Linked DNA regions of Homo sapiens: regions 2 and 3 are each linked to region 1. Evidence: chromatin loops called from intact Hi-C (ENCODE). Cell type or tissue: A673. All regions are shown on one strand.

Region 1 (5,000 bases):
CGCCTCCTGCCCGGGAGTGTGGGGGGGATCCCCTGCTGTGCATCCTCCTGGCACCTGGATTTGCCAGGCAGGGGACAGTCTGTGGTCTGTGTTTGCCTCCTGTTGGCCCTCCTGGCTAGCATGACGTGCCAGGAGGCCGGGATCCCATCTTGTTGGCCGTGGTATCCCCAGCCTGGTGGAGGAGGAGCCATGGGTGCTTTGGGAAGAGCGACTGAAGTGCTTCCTTCCTGCCTGAGTGGGCTGCTCCCCCTGGGAACCTGTGATGCTGCAGGACGGACTGGCTAAGTGGATGGCTGTTGGAGAATGTTGAGTCTAAAATTTAGGAAGAGGATTTGGCTTTTAGTGGGGAAAATAATGAAAAAGCCTAGAGAAGGCAGGATTACGGGAAGAGCAGAGCAGAGCTCAGTAAGTTTAAGTCAAACATTTCTTTCCCAGTCGCTCTAGGAGCCACCTCCCAGGTACAGAAGGCAGCCACTGCTGCAGAGGGAGGAAGAGAGACTTCCCTCAGCCCCCAGCTTGGGTCCTCCGGGTGTTCTGTTTTTCCTCAGCCACTTCCATCTCTTCCTCTTGCATTCTCAGCTCAGCTTTTCACTCCTGAAAAGATGTAGAGGAGAGGTGGCTGTGGACCAGCCGCTGGGCGCCCCTGATGCATTGCAGCGTGGAGGTGTGGGGGAGGCCTTCTGTCCTGGTGTCCACACAGCCGCAATCTCGCTCTCCTTGTACAGTTATACTGCGTGACACTCCACAGGTGGAAACGTGTCAGTCTCGGATAGCGAAGAGCAGCCTCAGGTTCCCAGGGAGTTAGAACTTCCCTGGGTTGCTTAGTTATGCATTGAATAACCAGCTAGTCAGTTCTTAACTCGCTGCTGCTTCAGCATTGACTGCCTATTTAGAAAACAGGTACTTAGGAAGTTTTAAAGGCTTTCCTAAAACATTTTAGATATTTAGTTTCCAAGATGTGTATTATAGTCAACCTTTAAAGAATGTGTGTCTCCCGTGCAGCATACAAGATGAGGCTGCGTTCCCCCCTTCACCTCTGCATCTGTGTAGTGTGCTGATGGGCACATTTGTTAAATGGAAAGGAAACAATATAAATGTAATTTATGGTTTGACTCAGTTTGTTAAAGCTCACTTTGCAGAGCATTTCCCCGGGGCCGACTGTTGTGTGCGTGTGGGAACCGCGTCCTCTGAGTGCTCAGAGAGGCCTGTTCTTTGGGTAGTGGACGCTCTTTAACGTGTGACCTCCCAGCGCACCCGAGCCAGCATCCTGCCTTTAGTTTCAGAATTGCAGCAGCAGGAAGCCCTCCCGCTAGAGTCAGATGGCCAAGGTCCTCCCTGGAGGAAGCTGGGCCAGTTACCGCAAGTGTTGAGCCCAAAGCCTCCAATTCCCAAAAAAGTGGGACTCTGGACCCAGGTTTCTGAGATCCGGAAGCGGTGTTTGTTAACGTTGGCTCTCACTGTCAGATTTTTGTACTGCCTCCAGCGCGTTCAGTTCTGATTCCAAGAACAAATCAGGTGTTTGTGTTTGCAGAAAGCAGCTAATCCCCAAATTGACAGATACAACGCTGTGTTTTCAGCTTTCGAGACCTAACTCCTTTAGGAAGAAAAGTGACGCTGGCAGCCCCCTGTTGATACTCAGTCCCCAAATGTGTGTCCAGTTGGCCCACCGGAATTTATGTACAATTGTGTTACCAATTTTTTGGTTTCAAATTCTTAATTGTTTGGCTACATCTGGATGAAATTCTCATGTCACAAATTGTGTAGGATGAAATTTTTAAAGTTGAGGTTGTATTAGTGATTATTTATCAGAAATTAGAACAGTTTCCGGGGCTGTGAACTCTGAGGCTAACTTCCTTAAGCGTGCGTTGCAGTGAACGCCATCCTGCTTTTTCCGCAGAGTGCGCGCGCCCCCTGCTGGTCAGTCCTGAAAGACCCGAGCGAAGCGGCTCTGCTTCCGTTTTCAGGTTCGCTTGGCAGAATAGGCAACCCTCTTCACCTGCCTGCGGTATTCATCCGTGCGATCTCAGGCAGTGAAACCAAGTCGGACAGGAACCCCCAGAATTGTCATGCCATCAACAATATTTGGAATATAAAAACCAAAAGTTTTAGATGATCTAAAATTACTGTATTTAAGTGCAGTTTTGAAAACAAGTTTTCAAATCGTTGCTTATGGTAAACAGGTGACAACATTTGGAAAGAATCCACTAGCCATTTGGAAGCCAAAGCACTTGAGTCACAAAGGAGGAGTACAACAGGTAGGATAGAAAGAAACGCAGATGCACTCAATAGTTTGCTTTGGGGGAAGCAGTATTTCTTAAACTCATAGTTCTTGTCTGTTCCTGGAAAATAAAGCAGTGTCTTCAGCGTGGATTCTGCTCAGAACTTTTTCTTTATAAATTTGAGTATTTGTAATTTGGCATGCTGGCAGCAGGAGCTTGAGGTTTCCAGCTGTGAAACTGAGAAACCTTAGTGAATATAAAACAATCAGAAATTGCAAGATGAAGATTTCTTTTATTTCTGCACTGTGGTCCCAGTGGACAGTTGTACAGTTTTTTTTTAAAAAGTGTTTTCCTTCCACATTAAATACACCCATCCGTTTGGTGTATTTGAAACATTTTAAAAACAATTGAAGGGGAGTAGGGAAATGGGAGCGTTGGCATTTTAGGAAGGCCAGGCTGTCTGTAGTCTCTTGCCAGTGTCACTTCTTGAGTGGGGGCGGGGAGGCGTTTGCTGCTCAAGGCAGCCCCGCGCTGCGTTCTTGTCGCCGTGCTCTGGAGCTCTGGTGGTAGCAGCTGGAGCAACAGCAGCCCAGTTGTGCTGCTGTCAGTCAGGTGGGTTTCAGTAAGTTCAGCAGAATTCATCACTTCATGAATCAGCTGCGGCCCCTCCTGGGGAAGGGATCAGCGCTCGTTGTCATTCAGGTGAACTGTCTCCGTGGAGAAAGGACCACAGTGTCCTGAGAAAGCTGATCCAGATTGCCAGCTTGGTTGCCACCGGGAGCCGGAATGGGGAATTCAATAATGGACGTGCCCTTAACTAAAATCCTAGAGCTTAAAAAATAAGCACCGTCATTTCTGTGCTTCCAGGCAGGGATTCCAGCTCTTCACTTTCCCCATCTAAATTTTCTCAGGCTCCTTTTGTTTGGTTGTTAAGGATGTTTACACACCCAAGGAACACAGTTTGGCTTCCATTCAGAAACATAAAAGCAGGTGAAAGGAAGCAATGTGGTTCTGCACATTTCCACAAATAAAATCAAACCAGTGTGGCTCAGCAGTTTTAGTGCCACTTGGCCCTCGAGACTCTCCTTCGAGGCTGGTGACCGAAGAGCCTGCTGCTGGTCGGTTGTGTCTGGGGTCAGGCTGAGGTGATGACGAGAAGACCGAGACTGGGGTGCTGCCCAAGGGCAGCTGGTGCACACACAGGAGAGTGACTAACACCTGTCCACTTCTGTCTCATCTGATGCAAGTGTATTCTGCCAGCACAGCCAGCGAACATCGCATCCCTGGCATGGGCCAGGCACTGTGCTGGTTGCTGGTCACAGGGAGATGAGCCTAAGGTGCCTCCTGCCCTATGACTCTCACTAGTCTCTGGGGAGACCCCCAGGTGAAGGCACAGTCATTGCAGAGGAGCAAGAGGCTGTAGAGGGTGGGATGGGCTTTCCGAACCCACAGGCAGGAGCCAGTCCCATCATCACAGAGCAGGTGGCTTTTGCCTAAGTGGGCTTTGCCCCATCATGAGCCTGGAGGTGGAGGAGGCTGGAGGACAGCTCACCTGGAGGCTGTTGGGAAGCGAGGGCCTGTTTCTCGGGGTTGGCTTGAGGGTGTGTTTCACAGGGCACAGAGCTGGTGAGGTAGGTGGGCTAGGAGCAGGTCATGAAGAGTCTGCACGCCCAACTAAAATCCTAACACGGTTTCCAGAGGCCTGACCAGGTACACTTGCCTTTCTGTAGTTCAGTCTGGAAGATGGGTCACAAAGAAGATAGCGTAGGCAGATAAAATACCGGACCCAAAGTTAAGTTTGAATGTCAAACAGCAAATATGTTTTTAGTGTAAGTCTGTCCCTGCTATTGCATTATCCATTGTTTATCTGAAATTCGTATTTAATTAGGCATCACGTGTCTTATTTGCCAAGTTTGGCCATACTAAAAGGAGATCAGTGTACCGCAGAATATATTTATCTCCCTAATGTGACCCTTGGAGGTTATCAACCCAACCAAGAGCTGCACATTAATTAAATCAAAGATGTAGCCAAAGATATGTCAGCAAAGCAAAGATAAAAGCATTATAAACCTCTATAATACCTGTAAATTGTTAGGTCACGCTTTCTGTCCTATGAAATGGGTATACATGTGCTGGATACATTGACTTTGCAAGAAGCCGATCTTGTAAACTGAGTACAACTAGTATGTCATTCATTTGATCAACTGGAAGCTAGTATTCTAGCTGTAATGAAAGTTGAAATATAACAGTAGTTTTGCTTGTCTTAGAATAAAGAAGCACTTTGTGGGAATGAGTTATATAATTGTCTTCTCTTTAAAAACAACTTTTTAAGAATTTTGAATTGGCTCCCCTTTCCTTGGTAGACTTCCCTGAGCAAGCAGGGGATCAAAGCATTTTGGTTGAAAGAGTGGTGCATATATACATCTTGTAGTATATAAATATTTGAAATTCTATGTAAATTGCGGTATATAAATATTTGAAATTCTATGCAAGGAATTCAGGGCTTGGGAGGAGGCATCCGGAGAGTCTGGTACTTTTGTTGTTTTCTCGTTTTCTTCCTTCTCCACCCTGCTTGCCCCGGCGTGTGGGGAGGTGGGCCGAGGCTGGAGAACACGGCAGAGGGTCGTCCAGCCCCTTCCTCTGGTGACGGCCAGGGCATCGTGCTTGGGCGTAGGCACAGGCCACGTGGACAGAGGCCCCAGGGTTTTCCAGTGGCTGAGTCACAGACCACGGACCCTGCCCCTCTTGGACCCTTGTGCCCTGCACAGCTGGCCGCCTGGG
Region 2 (5,000 bases), 240 kb before region 1:
GACTTGATATGGTCTGGCTCTGTGACCCCACCCAAATCTCATCTTGAATTGGAATTGGAATTGGAATCCCCACGTGTTGGGGGAGAGACCTCATGGGAGGTGATTAGATCGTGGGGGCAGTTCCCCCGTGCTGTTCTTATGATAGTGAGTGAGTCTCATGAGATCTTTGGTTTTGTACATGTCTGGCATTTCTTCTGCTGGCACTTTTCTCTCCTGATGCCATGTGAAGAAGGACATATTTGCTTCTCCTTGTGCCATAACTGTAAGTTTCCTGAGGCCTCCATGCAGAACTGTGAGCCAAATAAACCTCTTTCCTTTCCAATTACCCAGTGTTGGGCAGTTTTTTACAGCAGTGTGAGAACAGACTAATACAGGACTCGGTAGGAGGGATTTAGCATTTGGTGATTTGGATAGGAAATATTGATTTCCTGATACAGTGGATGACATCTTCAACAGTGCATTTCCTCAGACATGGGCAACTCAGGTGGATGCTCATCTTATCCTTGTTTTTAATTTCAAATTTATGTATTCCTTTAATAAAATTAACATATAATCAAGGATTTAAGAAATATCTATCAGTACAGAAAGGCCCCAATCTTCCCTGCCAGTATTCACAGCTCCACAGACATAAATACTTTAAATGTTTTTGGGTTATGTCTTCTCATAGTTATTTCCATAGCTTCCAATGATGACATGTGTTTGCTGTGATTTTTTGATTTATCCATATTAATAATTTCTACTGGGGCTTTCTGCTCTGAGAGATTCCATAGTGAATGAGCTGGTGTCTCAGGCTTTAAACAATCATTCATGCTCTTTCTTCCACCTCTGTGGAGGCCACGTTGGACTGTGACATTAGTGAGAAATAAACCCTTATTATGCTAAGCCACTGAGATTTGGGGGTTGTTTGTTAACACAACATAGCCTAATTTACCCTGACTACTAAACTGCCCAATTTCCTCACCAGTGAAGCTAGCCTCACTGGTGAGGAATAAACTCTATAGTGCCTCACTCTTAAATATAAATGCATAAGCAAGATTCATCAGATATTTGAGGAAAGTGTTCACATGAAGAACAGACTCTTAATCAGAAGCAGAGGAACTCATAGGTAACAGAGACAATGCAACGAATAGAAGAAAACATTTGTTTTAAAAGCCGGGTGCGGTGGCTCACGCCTGTAATCCCAGCACTTTGGGAGGCCAAGATGGGTGATCACCTGAGGTCAGGAGTTCAAGACCAGCCTGGCCAACCTGGTGAAACCCCATCTCTACTAAAAAATACAAAAATTAGCTAGGTGTGGTGGCATGCATCTGTAGTCCCAGCTGATAGGGAGGCTGAGGTAGGAGGATCACTTGAACCCAGGAGGCGGAGTTGCAGTGAGCCGCAATCAAGCCACTGCACTCCAGCCTAGGCAGCAGAGCGAGATCCTGTCTCCAAAAAAAAAAAAAAAAAAGAAAACATTTGTTTTAAAATTAAAATCTGCAAAGATAAGGAAAGATATTAAACCTATAAAACAAGAAGAAGGTGCTATAGAAAAGAAACAATGAGAGAACAAGAAAGAACTTTTAGAAATAAATAATAGAGTAGAGACTAAGATAAATAAATAGATATGCAAATGTTCATAGCAGTTTTATTTATAATAGTTCCAAACTGGAAACAACCCAAATGTTCTGTAATGAGTGAATGATTAAACAAATTGTAGTACATTTATACTGTGGAAATACTACTAACAGTAAAAACAGAAAAACAACACACACATAGCTTAGAAGAAATTATGCTGAGTGAAAAAAAGCCAATCTTAAGCATGTTGCGTGATTTCATCTATGCAACATTGATGAAACATCATTTTTGAAATGGAGAACAGATTACTGGTTGTGAGGGATTAGGAATGGGGGAAGAGGGAATAGGTATGTTCATAAAGTGGTAACATGCGGGACTCTTACGGCTATGGTACTGTTGTGTATCTTGATTGTGATGGTGGCTATCCAAGACAACACAAGTGATAAAATTGCAAAAAGTTATGCCAAACACACACGGGCATGTGTAACTTGTGAAATCTGAATGAGCTCTGTAGATTGTACCAATTTCAGTTTTTTTCTAGTAGCTGTATGTTTAATATTGCTGTAAAGATACACTTTTTTATACAGTTATTGTTAATAATTTGAAGATGTTTATTGCATTCTATTTTTAGTGGGAAAACATGTAACATACTTTTATTTAGCACGACATTGTGAAATACAAAAAACATGTAACTGAGTAAGCAGGATTTTTCTATTCCTAGCCCATTTCTGAGGACTAAATCATGAACTGCTCCCAATGTAATTAAGTATTTCTTGCAATAGTTGGGCACCAAGTTTAAGATTTATTAATTTTCTCCTCTCAGTATAGGCAGCAATTCACCATTTTCTTTCAGCTCTTTCACAATATCCAATCCTCCCACCAGCTCCCCTTTCACATACAGCTGAGGGTATGTTGGCCAATTTGAGTAAGCTTTTAATCCTTGCCGATCTCCTTCATCCTCCAATATATCGAATGTTTCATATTCACCACCAGTACTATTTAGTATTTCCAGAATTTGTTTGCTGAATCCACATTTTGCTTCCTGTTTGTTTCCTTTCATAAAGAGCATCATAGAAGCTTCATTTGTCAGCACTTTGAGCCTTTCCTCTAATTTGGGAGCTTTGGGACAAATTATATCTAGTTCTTCAGATGCGTGTATCTCCTTAATTATATCAAGTCCTCCTATGAGCTCTCCAGAAACGTAGAGCTGAGGATAGGTAGGCCAATTGGAATAGGCTTTGAGCCCCTGTCGAACCTCTTGATCTAAAGACATCAAAACTGCTAAACTAAATATTATGTTTGTGAACAATTTCCACCATCTGCTTGCTGAAACCACAGAGTGGTTCTTGAGGAGTTCCTTTCATAAACAGCATGCAGGGGGCAGCATGAGTCAGTTTCTGTAAGCGAAGGTTGAGATCTTCTTTAAGATGTTCGTCAGTGCTGGGTGGGAAGGAGCCACTAGATGCATGTCGCTGAGCTTTTTTGGTCTTTAAGATGTTCATCAGTGCTGGGTGGGAAGGAGCCACTAGATGTCGCTGAGCTTTTTTGGTCAACTCTGGGATGTGTGCACCATCTAATCGGTCAATTTTCTGAGAATTATTGAAAAACAGAAAAGTGGGAACAGAGCCAATTTCATATTTTTCAGATACTTCAGGAACACCTTCAGCTTCCAACTTCACAAATGAAACTTGAGGGTGTTCTTTAGCTAACTCTGCCATAACTTCGTTCATCTGTGCACATTGTGGACCACAAGGAGGGACTTGGCTTTGAGGCGCAGCAGCTCCTCAAACTGGCCGGCTGAGCTGACCTCTTCTACAGCTGCTGCAGCCGCCTTGCTGCCCCTGCCACCGTGCTGCCGCCACCACCAATTTCAATTTTTCATTTTCGATATTATGCTATAGTCGTTCAGGATGTTAACAGTGAGGGAGTCTGGGGGGGCGGTGCATGAGACATCCCAGTACCTTTTTTTGAATTTTGAAATAATATTTCCTGTGAATCTATAATTATTTAAAAATAAAAAGCTTTAAAAATCTTCAAATAAATAAGCAGATACTTTGGAAGATAAAGTCAATAACATATCCCAGAAAGAACAAAAAAGGCAGTGTGGAGGACAGAAGGAGAGAAGGGAAGGGAAAAGATAAGAAAATTAGAGAATCAACTCAGAGGTGCATGATATTAGGAATTCCAGAGAGAACAGAGTAAACAAAGGAGAAGAAACTAAAATAATAAAAATCTACACGAACTTGAGAACATGTGCTTTTGTACAGAAAGGGCTTCCTGAGTGCCCATTGCAGTGATGCAGAAAGGCCCAGCACATCGGAATGACCTTTCAGAACACTGAGAGGCAAGGAGAACATCTGTGCTGGATTGCCTCTTGTCAACCTGATGACACCACCGTTCTTCTGAGGTTGGGAACTATACTTCCCAGAATTCTGTTCCCAAGGTGGCAGGGATGGAGCTGAGCTTAGGCTCGGTGAAAGTCTGATTTGCAAATGGCTCCTGCAGGGTGCCCAGCCTGCCAACAGCAGAGACAAACATTGAGCCCATGATGTGGCACTGTTATTTGGGGGAATCAACAGTTTAAGTAACGTGGACCATTTCCATCTTGCCAGAAGCACTGCTTTGTTCTCACTGGAGATGGATGGATTGCCCTCCCTGTCCACAGTGGTTCCTCCAAAATGGTCATCTCTGGACTTACTTACAGAATACCTAATGTATGATAGTGGCACTCTTCCTAGCTTTGCTTCTGACAAGGAACTGATTTCACAGCAAATGAAGTGCAGCAATGTGCTCACGAAAGCATGATGTTGTGAATGCCTTTATTTGGAATTCACTGGTCTTACCATGTTTGCCATCATCCTGAAGCTTGGCTTGATAGAGTGGCAGAATGGGCTTTTGAAGATTCAGTTATGGTGCCAGTTGATAAAATAACTTTGTGGAGCTGATTTAGTACCCGATGAGATGCAGAACATACTCCGAATCAGTGACTCATTTATGATGTAGTTTCCCCCACAGCAAAGATACGAAGTTTTAAAAATCAAGGAATGCAAATGGGAGTAGTGTCTTTTACTGTACATCTAATGATCTACCAAAGTTTTGGCTTTTTTATCCCCACAACATTAAACTCTGCTAGTTTAGAGGTCTGGGTTTCCAGGGCAGGAATACTTCCACCAGGGAACACAACAGTGAGTCCATTTAACAGGAATCTGAGACTCTCATCTGGTCACTTTGTCAGACAAATGTTTTCTTTGCTAGATGGGACAACTGATCTTGATTATCAAGGGTAAATTGGTTGGCTACTGCACAATGGAGGCAAGGAGTACCTGGGCTCCAGGAGATCCTCCTGGTAATCTGGCACTCCCATGCTCTGTAGTAAAAGTTAGAGAAAACTATAGCAACCAGAACAAGCAGAACAATGTCGCACAGAAACTTCAAGAATAAAG
Region 3 (5,000 bases), 470 kb before region 1:
GGAAATATATCAAAGGTCAGAGACACATTATTGCAATCACATTAGAGGCACATTAGAGCACAATTAGAGGCACATTAGAGTTATGGAAACCTATTTGAAGTCTTCCCACAATCCATTAGAGTGGTACACCTCCAGGCCATATCACCCCCTCATTGGCATATAAACATAATTATCTGCTTATTGAATTTGAGTATACTGAAAGCTCTGTCCCATTCTGTTTATATTTAATCAATTTTCTGCAAAGATAAAAATTATAAGAGTAGGAACTGTGTGTGTGTGTGTGTGTGTGTGCGCGCGCGCGTGTGTGTATGTGTGCCTGTTTTGCAGTAGCTGGAGGAGGAAGGTGCTAGGAATGGGATCTTCCAATGGTTCTAAAACGTGGCTGCACACTAGAATCATTTGGGAAAATTTTAAGAATCCCAATGTCCATGCTCTCTGGACTCAAACCAAGCTAGTCAGAATCTCCAAGATAGGGAGGCAGCAGTAGTATTTAAAACTCCCTTGGTGATTTGCATGCATAGCCAAGGTTGTAAACCATTGTTTCCTCTCTGTCCCACTCATCTAACTTCTTGTTCATCTCCAAAACTATAAAAGCATGCCTTACTAACTCCTATATTTTAAAATCTTCCTTTGATTGGGGTTGAGACTCGGGACTACAGATTGAGTTTCCTTAAATTCACCATGGTATAGATTATGTTCTTCTAACTGCTTATTTTATTTATTAGTTCACTTTTTTTAGAGATCAAGTCTCACGTTGTCACCCAGGCTGGAGTGTAATGGTGCGATCATAGCTCACTGCAGTCTCGAACTCCCACCTCAGCCTCCTGAGTAGCTAGAACCACAGGTGCGTTCCACCATGCACAGCTAATTTTTTTAAAACAAATTTTTAGAGATGGGGTTTCGCATCTTGCCCAGGCTGCTCTCAAACTCCTGGCCTCAAGCGATCCTCCCATCTCAGCCTCCCAAAATGCTGGGCTACAGACATGAGCCACCACACCCAGCCTATTTGTTTTAATATAATAGAGCAGTCAAATAAAAAAAAAATTGGTTTCTAAAGGTAAGATGATTGGCCTAAAGCAGGAGTCATGGCTGCATCCTCTCTGGTCGTGTGGGTCCCATTCATTCTTTGCTTTGATGTACTATTGTCTGGTGTGCCCATCTCATCTCTCCAAAGAGGCTGCAAACTCCCTGAGGCGAGGCCACATCTGCCACCTGGGTCCTTCCCTCCACTTTGCATCATGCCTCATACACAGTGGGCACTCTACGGCCTTCTGATTTCACTAGGATATGTCACTCCCATTGAATAGCAACATTTAAAAACACTTTTAAAGTTTAATGTGCTTTCCTACTGCCTCAGTACATTTTTGTTCACATTTCTAACATAATCCTGACATAACTGCCTTCTCCACACACCCCTCTTGTGGTTTTCACCATACCTTACACCACAAACTCTACCTCTCCAGAATGTTTCCCCTTGGATTGGTTTCCATGGAAACCTGTCTCTGGGGGAGAAAAGTGTGTGTTTGCTGAAGGAGAACCATAAAGGCAGGTTGCCTCCTGGTGTAAAGAAGTCACCAAGGGAGATGGAGAGGGAGTTGAAGCAGAATTGCACCAACTCTAGTGGGAAGCTAATGCACTTCATGCCAGTTCAATCCTGTAGACACAGGGAGAGATTTGAAATCCCAACTCAAGGCAGAGGCAAATTAATAGGGTTGCCTTGTCACACTGAATTAAGCCTTCCAGTTTAGAATACTCCTATTCCAGGTCACTCAGTCTTCAGTGGGTGAGGCGGGGGGCGGGGGGCGGTAGGAGGAGAGGAGACTATACTGAGATTGTCAGTGGAGAGTGAGCCAAGGTGGCCCCAAGCAAGGCATGGGGCCTACTACTTAGAACAGAGGTTGGGGTGCAGTCCCCACACATGCCCACAAGGGGTCACAGTGATTCAAAATAAGGCTATTCCTCACCGCCTTCATGAGAAAAAACAAGAAACTGCCTTAGAGCTAGCAGTCTTCAAAGATACAAGAATCTCCTTGGTACATCAGAAAACAAGCTATGAGAGGGGGTGCAGAGGCCATGTGAGCAGAGCCTCCAAGTCTACTTGAGATGTGCGTACTATTCAGTAGGAGCCACAATTTAAGATGGAATGCCATAGATGTGTTACAAGTTTACTACACAGGAACAGGGATTGGTGACAAACTTTTCAATAAGCCACTCCAGTTACATGAAGTTACTCTCCCTGTTTCTTCTGATCAATCATTTAATAAACACTCGTGAAGCTTCCACCTAACCGTACACATGCAATGTGCAAGATGCTGAGAAATTAAAGAAAGTAAAGAATATTGGAGACCTCCCCTCCAGGAGCTCAAAATCTAAATGTGGAGATCGTTTTATAACCAAAGATGGTAATGGTTGTGGGATCACTCAGCTATTGGGGTGACCTATTTATCTGCACAAGTACTCCTGAAGGGAAACAATGACTTAGAGCACTAGTGTTTATTCTCAAACAAGGGTCCACAAGAGATGTTCCTAATTTGGGGAACTATCCTAGAAAAAAAAAACCACACACTTGCCTTTAAGTGATGTCAAGGTTCATAAGCTTCACTGTGACACAAGGTCTTGTGTTGGTCTCCCAAAATTGTTATTGTTCTCCCAGCAATATTCCAATGGTCCACCAAACAAGCTGGGACTTTGGACACCAAATCAGTTAAGCCTCATTTTTTAAGCCCTTTGTACCATGTAAGGCCTGAGCACTTTAGCAAGTCAGGAGACTAAAGTTTAGAAATCAAAATTCAATTTACTATGCATAAAATAGTCAACTGGAGTGGACCTCAAATAGGTTCTAAATCTGTAACACTCAAATTCCAAGTCCTGATTTTTATATATTTTATGTATTTATCATATTAAATTATATATTATATTAAAATTAACTGGATTTTAATATAATTGACTCTGCCTCTCTTTGACCCCTTGTTTTGCTTCCTCCTTCAACTGCCTTTTCTGCTCTCCCATTCTCACAGTAACTATGACCATTTGGTCTACTATATACAATGTTTTTATTTATTTTATTTATTTCCATTTATTATTGTACTGTTGATGTTACCAAAACTCCAGAGGTTTGGTCTAGGCCCTGATTCTTGCTGCACAGAAAGCCAATCACTGAGATGCCAAGTATTGCCAAGGAAGAAGTATTAACTAGGTGCTGCAGCCAGGGAGATGGGAGCTCAGTCTCAAATCCATCTCCTTGACTTACCAAAACTAGGGGTTTATAGAGCACCGAGGAAATGTAACAATGTGTAAGAAAACAGGAACTAGGGTGGGGCAAGGAGGTGTTTGGTGCAGTGATCTGCTGAGTTTCAGTTCTTTGATACTTCCCGAAGGTCCTTTCCTGAGGAAGGAACTCATAAAACAGATACAAGTTTCAAGCTTTAACAGCAGAAGGGTGTTTCTATGTTTATCCCAAAACAACTGTCTATGGGACTATTGGGCCCATTTCATTGAGGAGATATTGCCATGGTGATACTGAAACATGTTTGTACCAAGATTTGGCTACAATAAACTTACAGGTTCTTAGCATGCCTTCTAGGGCCATTTCATCTATTTCTGAGATTCAGTAAATCCAAAGAGTGGTTGGGTATCCTTCTATCTCCTGCATCTGTGTGTTTTACAGGTGAAGCAAAGCCAAATCTACTAGATTTGAGGACTTAGCAATACATAGTTCAGGGGAAGAACCTTTTGAAGATTTTTGTGGTTGACATGAACCTACTTGCCCAACATATTCCTGAAGGCTTCCCATCTAGCCATGAGATTGGCATGGAGGGATAGTTATGGGAGTGACCTTAGGTGGTGTTATCCAAATTTCCTTCAATTCAACTGTTGAGAAATTCCATTTCATAGGAATCAGCTATAAGCAGGGGCTGCACAAGTGAAAGAATATATTGACTACTGCGTAGGAACTGTAAGTTCTTGCCACCTGATTCTTAGAAGAGTTGCACTTATTAATTTGGAAGGAAAGTCTGGCCCTCACCAAATCACCCCATTGGTAATAACTGGAGGAAAAAAGAGAAAGAAAATAATGATAAAGATAATAGTAGAACTCTCATTTGGCCAGTCATACTTATTGCAGGCCTACTCTATGCCAGGCACTGGGTAGGTACCAGAGGCCACAGAATTGTCACTTTGGGCTGATAAGAAGGCAGAAAGTCAAGAACTGTACAGCAAGAACATCTTTAAGACTGCAGAGGCAAGGCAAAATCAGAACCCAGAATAAATGGAAGATAAAAAAGGGCTTAGAGAAGCTGGAGCTCCCTGGAGAGTGGTGCCACGGGTAACTCTGAGTATGTCCAGATGGCCTGAGGAAATGGGAGACAAATGGATAATTCTAATTCAGTGTGGCCAGTGCTATTTATAGAGGCAGGAACAGGGTGGTGTGCGAGCACAAAGAAGAGAAGTTATTCCCTCATCCTCAGGGAGAAGATAGCAAGAAAGTCATGAGTTTTGCATTTAACAGTGATGGCCCCTGATGGCCATGTGGAACCCCAGGAGGCAGATGAGACTTGCTCAGAAAGTTGCAGAGATACTGCTTGTGGCACCATGGGATCTGTCAATGGCCTGCAGAGGTGCTCAGGTGAAGGCAAACCTACTGTTTCAAACTCTTACAAAAATTGCTGTTGGATGTCCAGGAAAATAGTGTTCACAGGCAAAAAGCACAGGTTTAAAGAGGAAAATCTACATGCAAACATGGCCTAAAAGTATTTAACTCCTGGGTCTCTGCCACCACCTTTCAATTATCTGAAAAGGAATCCCTTGCTCTTTAATTACAGTGCTTTGGAGTCCACAGGGCTTTCCAATATAGTTACTTCATGTGGTTGGAATCAGGGCCCTTCCTTGGAATAAAAGTGTAATTTAAAACACTAGGAACAAGAAAGGGAGCTAGGAAAGCCATGGGGCCCCCAGCTCTGCACCCTTAGGCACTCGCTGCTGTGCCTGCTACAGAGGAGTTC

What was found. Peaks named below come from ENCODE experiments on the same cell type or tissue, not always from the same donor. Only the 100,000 strongest peaks of a DNase experiment are listed, where the experiment ranks them.
Region 2: it touches region 1 in a loop (5-fold over the local background); 52 of 110 quality-filtered maps call a loop at or near these places.
Region 3: a loop joins it to region 1, with 4 times the contacts of the local background. A loop is called at or near these places in 12 of 110 quality-filtered maps.

Annotation. Positions count from the first base shown.
Region 1 is chr6:3,739,478-3,744,477 of GRCh38, reverse strand. The region is part of intron 1 of PXDC1 (PX domain containing 1); the gene reads left to right. Among named protein-coding and RNA genes, the nearest start is that of PXDC1, 9.7 kb to the left of the region's middle. In A673, CTCF peaks have their summits at 54, 262 and 1,922 (motif pointing left); DNase peaks (open chromatin) are centred at 217 and 1,887; H3K27ac peaks cover 496 bases.
Region 2 is chr6:3,976,462-3,981,461 of GRCh38, reverse strand. It overlaps the pseudogene GLRX3P2. Among named protein-coding and RNA genes, the nearest start is that of PRP4K, 42 kb to the left of the region's middle. RefSeq lists a silencer at 2,873-3,167. In A673, CTCF peaks have their summits at 2,852 and 3,056 (motif pointing right); a DNase peak (open chromatin) is centred at 3,011.
Region 3 is chr6:4,207,734-4,212,733 of GRCh38, reverse strand. No RefSeq gene overlaps it. Among named protein-coding and RNA genes, the nearest start is that of ECI2-DT, 74 kb to the right of the region's middle. In A673, CTCF peaks have their summits at 1,718 and 1,924 (motif pointing right); a DNase peak (open chromatin) is centred at 1,933.